2 separate regions of the Homo sapiens genome follow, and region 1 is linked to region 2. A link is an interaction called in ENCODE POLR2A ChIA-PET data of the cell type or tissue named here. Cell type or tissue: PC-9. All regions are shown on one strand.

What was found. ChIA-PET counts read pairs that join two places held together with the same protein. Peaks named below come from ENCODE experiments on the same cell type or tissue, not always from the same donor. Only the 100,000 strongest peaks of a DNase experiment are listed, where the experiment ranks them.
Region 1: POLR2A ChIA-PET joins it to region 2 with 11 read pairs; 1 of 35 experiments calls an interaction of 5 or more read pairs at or near these places.

Annotation. Positions count from the first base shown.
Region 1 is chr3:139,557,393-139,562,392 of GRCh38, reverse strand. It overlaps NMNAT3 (nicotinamide nucleotide adenylyltransferase 3), which reads left to right. Exons shown (of 7, transcript NM_001401600.1): 7 at 1,001-2,202. The coding sequence ends at 1,383. All of the region lies in intron 3 of COPB2-DT (COPB2 divergent transcript), which reads right to left. Among named protein-coding and RNA genes, the nearest start is that of RBP1, 20 kb to the right of the region's middle. In PC-9, a CTCF peak has its summit at 109; DNase peaks (open chromatin) are centred at 112, 2,662 and 3,842; H3K27ac peaks cover 1,196 bases.
Region 2 is chr3:139,315,439-139,320,438 of GRCh38, reverse strand. LOC124909439 reads left to right here. Exons shown (of 2, transcript XM_047449421.1): 2 at 3,535-4,294. The coding sequence ends at 3,945. Among named protein-coding and RNA genes, the nearest start is that of MRPS22, 26 kb to the left of the region's middle. In PC-9, a CTCF peak has its summit at 474 (motif pointing left); DNase peaks (open chromatin) are centred at 2,618 and 3,008; H3K27ac peaks cover 1,961 bases.

The DNA of each region.
Region 1 (5,000 bases), 240 kb before region 2:
GATTAGCTCACCAAGAGGGACACGGATAGTGCCAGGAAAATCAGTCTGGAACTCTAGGAAGGGCTTCTCCAGTATAATGCAGGTACAGATTTCCACCAGCAGGCAGCAGCAGAACCCAGCAGTTACAAATGCCACACCTGGAGGATGGCTGCCTGGGTTTGACACCTGACTTATCTGCCTAACTGAGTGACCTCAGGCAAGTCACTTATCTCTCTCTGCCTCAGTTGCCCCCTCCATAAAATGGGCACAATACTCACCTCATAAATTGTTCTGGGGTGCATATGGTATTATACACATAAAGAGCTTAGTAGTAGTGCCCACAGTAATCTCCCAATAAATGTTATGTATTATTTCATTATCACAATTAGCATTCTGTTAGAACACATTCCAAAGGATTATCCACATTAAGCATTGTTCTAGAGCTTTGTTTTATTGGAAACTGCAATGAAAAGGCCACCAGCTGGAGTCTTAGAGACCTTTTGTTTATCCAAAGAGCCTTTATAATTAATCTTTATAGTGAGATTGTTATATAAAAGTGCCAGGTACTAGTTCCTAGTAACACAAGGGCTGAAATGGATTTCAAATAAGGCAGTGACTTGTCCAAGGCCCATGGCTTGTTGGTCTCAGAGCTTTCAGAACCTTACCTTCTATCAGAAGACACAGTACTGGGTACAGCACAGCCACCTTTAGAGCACTCTGCCTTGGTCCAAAGCAACCACAGACAGACTTCTGTTAGAACACTGAAAAGAAAAAAAATCGTATTCCTTGGCACTTTTCCAATATTAAACAAAAGGTGTATTGATTAAATCATTACTTACAACTGTATTCCCTGAAATGGCTGCAGATTCATTTACATGCTTTTTCTTTTCAAGTCATGAACATGGAGACACTGAGTTCTCGATACATCCAAGAAAAGCATTTTGTGAGACTTTCCAATGATGTTGTCTTTCCTGGCAGTGACCTCTCTCTAACTTTACTGGGTCCATCCTTGTTTTTGCAGCTGTGCCTGAGCTGAAGCTTCTCTGTGGGGCAGACGTCTTGAAGACCTTCCAGACCCCCAACCTCTGGAAGGATGCGCACATCCAGGAAATAGTGGAGAAGTTTGGCTTGGTGTGCGTGGGCCGAGTAGGTCACGACCCAAAAGGTTACATCGCAGAATCTCCCATCCTACGGATGCACCAGCACAACATTCACCTGGCCAAGGAGCCTGTGCAGAATGAGATCAGTGCCACATACATCAGGCGAGCCTTGGGCCAAGGGCAGAGCGTAAAGTACCTGATTCCCGATGCTGTCATCACGTACATCAAGGACCATGGCCTCTACACCAAGGGCAGTACCTGGAAAGGCAAAAGCACCCAGAGCACTGAGGGCAAGACAAGCTAGGGAGGGGGGACTCAGCACCCACACCTCCTCCAACAAGCTCCTGCTGGGGAGAGGGCTGTTAAGGTTTCTGTTTTACTTTGGTTTTTGCTTCTCCATTTTTCATTTGCTTTATTTCTACAGTGATTCTACTTCTGAGGAGTCTTCTGTCCCAGGAAGAGATACCTTCTTTACAGGAGAGGAAAGGTCTAAATCACAAGGATAGACATTTATCAAAGAAGTTAAAATGGTGTGGCAGGTCATTAGGATTAGGCAGAATCTCTCAGAGCTGCTGGACAAGGAGGTCTACTTATTTTGTGTGGATGGTAATTATGGCATGCACGCTGAATGCAGTTCTGAGCATGGCAGCGGCCCCTGAGGGTCAGATCAGAATTGCCCACAATGTGTTTTTTAACTAGGACCAGGTGCAGCATGCTAGTCTTGATTGGAAAGATTTGACAGGATGCTAATTACTGAACAGTGGGTTTTGTCAACGCCCTGGTTTCAGAATATGAACTGAGGAGTCAAACAGTTGGAAACAGCACATTGCTGATTTACACTGGATCTTGCCTTAGAAACCATTGTCTGCCTGCCTAACCAGCTTTTCATAAAATTTAAACAAAACTCTTTCTACGTAGTGATCCTCAAGCAATATTTTTGATACAGCAAGTGTCAAACTTGCTATAGCATAAAAGCCGGGGCTCCTGATTTCCAGGTTTCTAAAAAGGAACTGAGGTAAAACAGATGCCTGACCGTTTTAAAGGATCTTTTTTAATGTTTTATGACTGCCTGTCTGTTTGAATACTGGCAAAGGGATAAATAATAAATTGACATCAAAAAGTACTAATGAAAAATTTCTCTTTTTTCTTCCTTTGTTATATTATTAATGCCTGATGTACCAGCTGTTGCTCTTCTTTTTAGCTGCTTCATGAAATTTGCTACTGTTCCAATTGAACTGGCATGAATTTAAAAGTTTGTGTTTCCAGGTAGTAGGAATGGAGGAAGCAATTGCTTTTTGGTGCCACACAAACGGCCTTCTAAAAGAAACCACTGGGCCGATAGCTCTTTTCAGGTAGGTCTCTGAAATATTAGAACAGGGGCCTCATGTGCATGTAGGATTTGTCATTCCGTTACCAAATTAGGGAAAGGTTTTGATTGGCCTAATTATGTTTGGGTTTACTCATTATACTTGCTGACCACATGACTGAATGCATTCAGAATTTACGTCTCCATGGTTTTACTCTGGTTCATCCTTGCTACAGGTTTAGTCATGCAGAAAAACAAAGGGCCCGTTAGGAAGAATCTATTTTCTCCCCCCCCGCAAAACATCTCAGTGTTTGCATATGTGTCATGAAGTGAAGTAGGAAATCAGGATTTTCTGGATCCAGCAAGGTCAGGGTGGGGAGCAGATTTTGATCCCTGCAACCGCTGAAGCTGCCAGCCATTCCTCACCCTAAATGAACTCTGCACTCCAAGAGGTCCCTAAGGACCCTGAGAATCCAGGGGGATAGGAATCAGACAGCCTTGTCCAAAAGCTGCCACAGCAAGCTGTGTGACTTTGACTAACTCCCTTCCCCCACTGTGAGCCTCCATTTCCCTGCCTCTAAAATGGGAGGTTTAATCAGACACCTCTAAATTATCTTCTAGTTCTGGTTTTCTAAGACTCTGAGTGCCTCTGACTTCAGCCTACCCAGCCTTCTTTGGATCCAGTGCATGTCTAGCCAGACTGGAAGCTCCCCAGGGGCAGAGAATCTTTGTTTCCAGGGTCCCAGAAAGGGCCCTAATTATATGGATCTCTAATTTCAAATCAATAATTTTTATTCTTATTTCTGGAAAAGGGCCTTCAAAATTATACAAGGTTTTGACTCTACAAAATGGATTTGCCATTTGCCCTGATGACAGTGTAGACAGAAGGGAAGTGACAATGTATTTGAGACCTGAAGGGTGAGTTCACAAGATCTGGGGATGGGTGGAGGCAGCTGGCTTTCAGGAAGAGGGAACATCACATGCAAAGGCCTTGAGGAAGAAGAGGCCAAAATGTGCAGCATGCTGAGCTGGATTCATCATCACTTCCTGGAGAAGGGGTACCTTATTGCATCATGCACCTGACAGCAGGTGTCTGAAGCCCCCATGCCCCTGTCCAGGCTTTCCATAGGCTCAGGGCACCAAGTCCAACCAGTCTGGAGGTGATGTCATCATCTCCCTGATCCATGTGTGCATCATGCAGCCCCTACCAGGCAAAACATCCATTTCTGAGCCTTTATGTTGTCTCTTTCTAAAATAAAACAACAAAACCTACTTCATTAAATACATATATAAATAAAACATTATATGTCTTAATTTCTGTACTCTCACTTTATCTCATTGATTCATGTAGCCTCCTTTTTTTAGCATCAGAAGAGAAATATGTATCACTGCTGTGCTCCTGACTTATTGTGTTAACACTGACCTGCATACCTGATTCCACATTCCTTTCCGTTCCCTCGGGTCTTTTCTGCATCTGCTTTGCCAGGGTGTTTTGTTTATTTTGCAAGAACAGAAAAACAGTGGTTTGGGCTCCTGAGTAAATAGAATTTCCAGCCTTAAATAAAGGTTCTCCTGTGATAGCATGTAGTGCCCAAATGAGAGGAGCTCTGTATCCTAGCCTGAGGAAAGGATTTTTCATTTATAATACTGTCTGTGTCACTTGGGACGGAATGATGTGAAATCCCATGTTAAACCAACAGCGCTCCAGATTTGCAAGGTACATTTGGTAATTGGGTTAATACATGAATATGAATTTCCTTATCCCCATCCTCACACTTTCTAGGCTAACAGTATTTCTGCCCTCCCTTTCTGCAAGGATCTTCATGCACAGATTGTGTTCAGTTTCAGTCATGAAGTTATTTTCCTGGATCAAAAATTGGCATTATAGATATACATGTGTGACTAATAAACAATCTGTAATAATGCATCTAGGCACACGCCTCAGAGTATTTTAGTATTGTTGAAATAACCTCATAGAGGATTGTTCATGGCACCACAGACTGTGAGGACTAGAGGGAATCTTCAAATTCATCTTGTCCTACATTTCCAAATTATCAAATATGTAAATCCCACAAATGAATGGAGTTTCACTACTAGAAAGAATAATAATAATGTGTTCTGTGCATGAGTTTGGGGAGGCCTCCTTTCTGTTCCCCTGTTGAAAATCTATAATGTGTGGAGTGCGTGCCCTCTCAGTCCTACCTTCTATACACCCGCTGTATGGAGCTGCTTTTCTCCATCCCTTCTGTTGCTTCTCCATCCAAACTGCCATCATCTCTCACTTGGATCACCCAACAGCCTCCTAACAGGATGCCCCAATCCAGTCCTGACCCCTCCAGTCCATTCTCCACATAGCAGGTAGGGCAGCTGTATGTGTGTGCAAATCTGGTCATATTACTTCCCTTCCCAAACTCCTTCTGAGGGACATTAAGAAAATGAAAAGATAAGCCACAGACTGGGGAAAAAATTGCAAAATGTATATCTAATAAACAATTTAAATTCAGGATATCTAAAGAACTCTGATGACAAAAATAAGAAGACTAACAACTCAATTAAAAAATGACCAAAAGATTTGACTAGACATGTGCGGGAGACGGGAACACAGCAGGCCTGAT
Region 2 (5,000 bases):
AAAGGCAAAGGGGAATGCTGAGACATCAGAGGTAGTAACAGCAGGAATATATGAAGCCCTCTTACAAGTCAATAATAAGGAAGTAATCTAATTGTTTAAAATAGGCAAATGATTTGAGCAGACACTTCAAAGAAAATACAGGGATGGCAAATAAGCACATGAAAAGATCCTCAGGGTCAGTAACAGCCCCTAGGGCTGAGGGAACAAGGGTGAGAGTGTGGGCTTATAAAGATGTGGACACTTGGGAGGGGGCTGCAAGGCTGAGGCCCAGATTTCTGAGGGGGTGTCTCTCAGAGGACCCCATGGGACAGGTCTGCGAATGGGGAGGAAACTGACAGCTGGAACCAGCGGCTGCTGCTGGGGTGCAGGGCCATTGCATTGCTGGGGTGTTGCCAACAGAACAGGAAACAGACACAAAGGAGCTGACCCCTTCTCCATCCACCAGTGTTGCAGGCTCCCTCTAGTGCCCCCTCTTGGCAGAGCCTAACAAGGAGTTCTGGCAAGGCATACTGGTGATTTGTGGGATCCCAGAACATCACAGAGGGACGCTGGTTTGAAGCTGAGAGACAATGGCTTAATAACGAGCACCACAAATAAAGTCATTTGCCCAGCGAGTATAGCTAGTAAGTGGCAGAGTTTTTAACCCAGGAGCATATGACTCTGAGGCCAGTGCCCAGGTGGGGGTTAGAAGGAAACACTGGACAGGTGCCAGCCCCAGAGGCCGGGCTGACAAGTTTGGTGTGTTGGGCACTGGAGCAGGGGCAGAGGGCTGGGCAGGCAGCATCATAGTGAATACCAGGGACCCACCACGGGTCCTAAGCATGGAGCCAGGGCTGCTGAGGAAGCCGAGCTGGAGCAGTTGTGACACTGGGGTATGTGGGGGACACCGTACATGCTGCTGAGCTGGATCCCCATCTCAGCCCAGATAGGCAGGAAGACAACCAGAGTAAACTGAGGTCCTGGCTCTGGGCTCTGCACCCATGGGTCCTGCGATGCCCCTGCCTGCCTGAGTCAGGAGCTCCAGCCAGGGACAAGAAGAGCAGAGCCCAAGGAGCTGGACATTCACACCTCTCTCCTCATCTCAGACACAGCACCCTCTTTTTTGGCCAAAACCTTCCCAGGACAAAGCCATTGAGGTCCCAGATGGAACATTCCAAGATTTATTTGCAGTTTTCTTCTGAAACTAGCTTCTCTACTGTGGTGACCATGAGCCAGCCACCATTCCACCTCTGTGAGTCCCTCTTTGAGTCGCTGATTCCTAGAGAATGAGACCACACCCCAGTCTCAAAAGGTGTTGGGATGAGCTCTTGCATTGAAGTGTGAGTTGCTTTTCCCTCGCCCCTGCCAAATCCTCCAGCCTTCCCCAGGCAGGTCCATCCTGGGTGGTCAGCAGCAGGAGACTCCCACCTGTGTGCCTTGTTCCTCCCCTTTCAGTCGTCCTCTGGATATGCAGCTGCTGAACGGCGATCCCGGGCCCACATCCACATGTGGAATTCCTCTGAGCCAGCCTTCCACTGGGGAGACCTGTACCCCAAGCTTTCAGGTCCCCTAATGACTATCTCTCCTCTCTATGATGGGGCTGCACCTGGTCTGATCTCTAAGCTGTGGTACACCCAGGGATTAGGGGCACTGGCTTTGTATCCAAACAGCTGTAGGTTAAAACCCTAACTTTGCTGTGGGCTAGTTGTGGGACATTGGGCAAAGTACTCAATCTTTCTGTGTTTTATTTTATTGTTTGTCAAACCTATAGGCTAACATTAGTATGCCCACCCTCAGTGATTTATTAGGAGGCTTGGATGAGTCCAGGCATGACAGCCCTGGCACAGTGCCAGGTGTCTGGCCACTACTCAAGCAACGGAGCTGTTGCAATTAGAGTCGGCTTCAGATCTGGGGCTTCTAGGGTCTCCTTTGGTCCTCCACTCACCTCTAGGGCATAAACATCGTCTGTGCTTTTTAATTTCCCACACTAGCCCAGCAGGGAATTGCATCCCCTTATCTATGTCCCCTCCCCATCCAGCCCTTCCAGCTACAACATCAGCCTCTCATTCCCTGGCAGGGCTCAAGCTGTTATGATCTGGCTTTGGACAAGAGGAGCCGTTGATCCCCTCATGGACATCTTGGGCACTGGGTTCATCCAGGTGCCTCACTGCTCAGCAGCTCGTGGACAGGCCCTCTGGCCTGTGGCTTGTGGGCCTGTTGGACTGTAGTCCCAGCTGGCTCTCTTCACGTGCTCCAGCATCCGTGGGCAGCGCGATGCCTGCCTTCTCCGCTTTGATCAGGGCAGGGGGCTGCTCAACAGTTAGTTTGGGACCATCTCTGTGATGCATTTTGACAGACTTGGCCAAGCATATGCTTTAAATCCTAATGAGAAAGGGTCTTTTTAAGTAAAGGGAGCCCACAGCAGCCTTCAAAGCGCTCTCTGGACAAACTAGGGAGTATGATGAACCCTGGCTCTGTATCATCCTGCAGCCTAGTGTGCAAATGCAGTGCAAGAGAGGACCTCTAGCTTGTCCTTCAGTCCAAATGGGTGACAGCAGAGTTGAGTCATGGCCTGACTCAGCCACACCTCCACCAGGTTCAACCTCCTGAGACCTTTTCCCAGGTTTCCTTGTGCTCTGACTCTGATAGCTCCTCTGAACTGGTCCACCTTGGCTCTTTATTGTAAACTGCCTTAAGCAGACCTTGCATTCTTTCTAATGGCTTCAGAAGGAGTTAGATAATTTATAACTGACTCACCTGGAAAAACTTAATGAGATTTCAACTCAGTACTTCTGAAAAATAAATGATATCCAGACACAAGGACTTACAGAGTAGATGGAACATTCCAAACAAAAAGATTCCACCCTTATTTTTATTCTTTTGTTCTTAGCCCCCCTGTTCCAACAGATACAAACATATCATCGAGATGCAACTGCCACCCTGGGGTCACAGCTCTCTGGCTGACAGCAGGGTCAGCCGTTCTCCCTGAAGGTGCATACAGCCAGACTATGCCTCCAGGAAGTCATAGAAGGAAGCTTCCCTGGAGCCAGAATGTCCTTCTGTGTTTAATTTTCCCATAAGTCAGCTCTGATTATGAGGGATGGCCTCGTGTTTCATATATTCAGCGCCAAGTTCTGTGGAGCACCTTGCAGGGGTGGGGAAGCCCCCTGGCTGGCAGACGGGGGCAGAAGGGTGACTGCTCACCAGGTCACCCCCAGCACACACGTCTGCTACCTATCAGATCTCATTGGAGGAATGACCCACCAGACGCTGAGCTCATCTGACAGCCTCCTCCTAATGAGACCCAGGGCTGCTCCCAAGCTTGTGTGAGAGGCTGGATGGAGAGGAACCCCCCACAAACCTGGAGAAACATCTCCAAGGGAAAAATGATGTCTTCTTCTGAGTCTGCTTTGGTATGTGAAATGGTGGACTCCAGGAACTTCTGAGAAGCAGATACCTTCATGCTCCACCTTCTACCTGGGATGGTTGTTCTCAGGACCCTCAGGTAAAGCAGAAACTTTCAATATTTACTTATGACACTCATCTCCATTGCAGGCCTTCACCCTTCACATGCAAGAGGAGGCAAGCTCAGTTGAGTTCTCACCTCCAAGAACTTGCAGTTCTCCTGGGGAGGCAGGACCGATGCCCATGGAACAAGGTGTGCCAGTGAGCCCCACAGAAAGGGGCAGTTTCCCGCACCAGGATACACTTCAAAAAAGCACAATTCAGATTATGCATTCCCTGCTGAAGATGCTCCACTGCGTCTTATACCACTTGAGAAAAAATTCCAGACTCCTCTCCAATGTACTTCAGTCCCTGCCCAACTGGGCTCCAGTCAGGGTGGGGTTTTTTGTCGTTGTTGTTCTTCAAATGCTGTCCACCACCCCAGAGGTTGTTTCTTTGCTGTTCGTGGGCCTGGAGTCCCCTTTCCCCAGGTCTTTACATGGCTGCTCCATCTCTCCATAGAAGTTGCAGCTCAAGTGCCACCTTTTCAGAGAGCCCTTCCTGGACCGTTCAGTATAAATGAAGTTCTTTCCCCAAGTACTCCTGATGGCAGCAACTTGTCACAGTGTCCTTCTTTGCCCTTACCATGAGCTGGTATTTTTCTTGTGTATTGATTCACTGATTAATTGCTTCCTTGATTATCCCTCATGCTGCCCATTAGAATGTAGCTCCATGGGAGCAGGGACCTTGTCTATCTTGTCCTCCATGGTATCCTAGAATTCTAAGATGTAGGATAGCTTAACAGAGGAGACTCTTGAAATATTTGTTAAATATGTGATAAAAAATAAAAGGAAGAATCTATGCATGGCAGCTGCTTTGAAGTGTTCCTAGCAGACCACACCAACAGCCAGGGTTGCAATAATGACTGCAGCCCCAGCACCTGCCAGTGCAGGGAACTAAGCCTTAGTTCCCTTGTAAGTAAAATAATAGAATTGCTGGAGGATTAAGTGTGGGATCCCTGGTGATGATACAGGGTGAGACACAGTAAGTGCTTCAGAATGTGTGGCTTCATCCCCACTACCATCACCACACGAGCATCATCACCATCATCACCATCATCAGCACCACTACCACCACCACCATCCTCCACTGCAGCTCAGCAATGACCCACTCTGAACATTCCTTGTTGTCTCCTCGGCTTTTGTCACATGAAGCTTCCTGCCCTGGCTCTCTTTCCTTGCTTGGTCTCACTTGAACCACTGACATTGTTGGTTTCCAGACCAATGTCATCCCAACCTTTCTCCCTGCTAATAGAAACCTGCTTATATGATTATAGATGTCTTCATTTCAGGGAAGGTGGGCCCAGAGGGTGGTCTGCAAAGTGGGCACAAGAACCAGCCACCATTAAGCTTCTGGGAGAAATTTCCCTTCCAAAAAAGAGAGATACACAAGCCTGATTTGACTACAGATGTATAAGAATGTGATGTTTGGTCAGGCACAGTGGCTCAAGCTTGTAATCTCAGCATTTTGGGAGGCCGAGGTGGGTGGATGGCTTGAGCTCAGGAGTTCAAGACCAG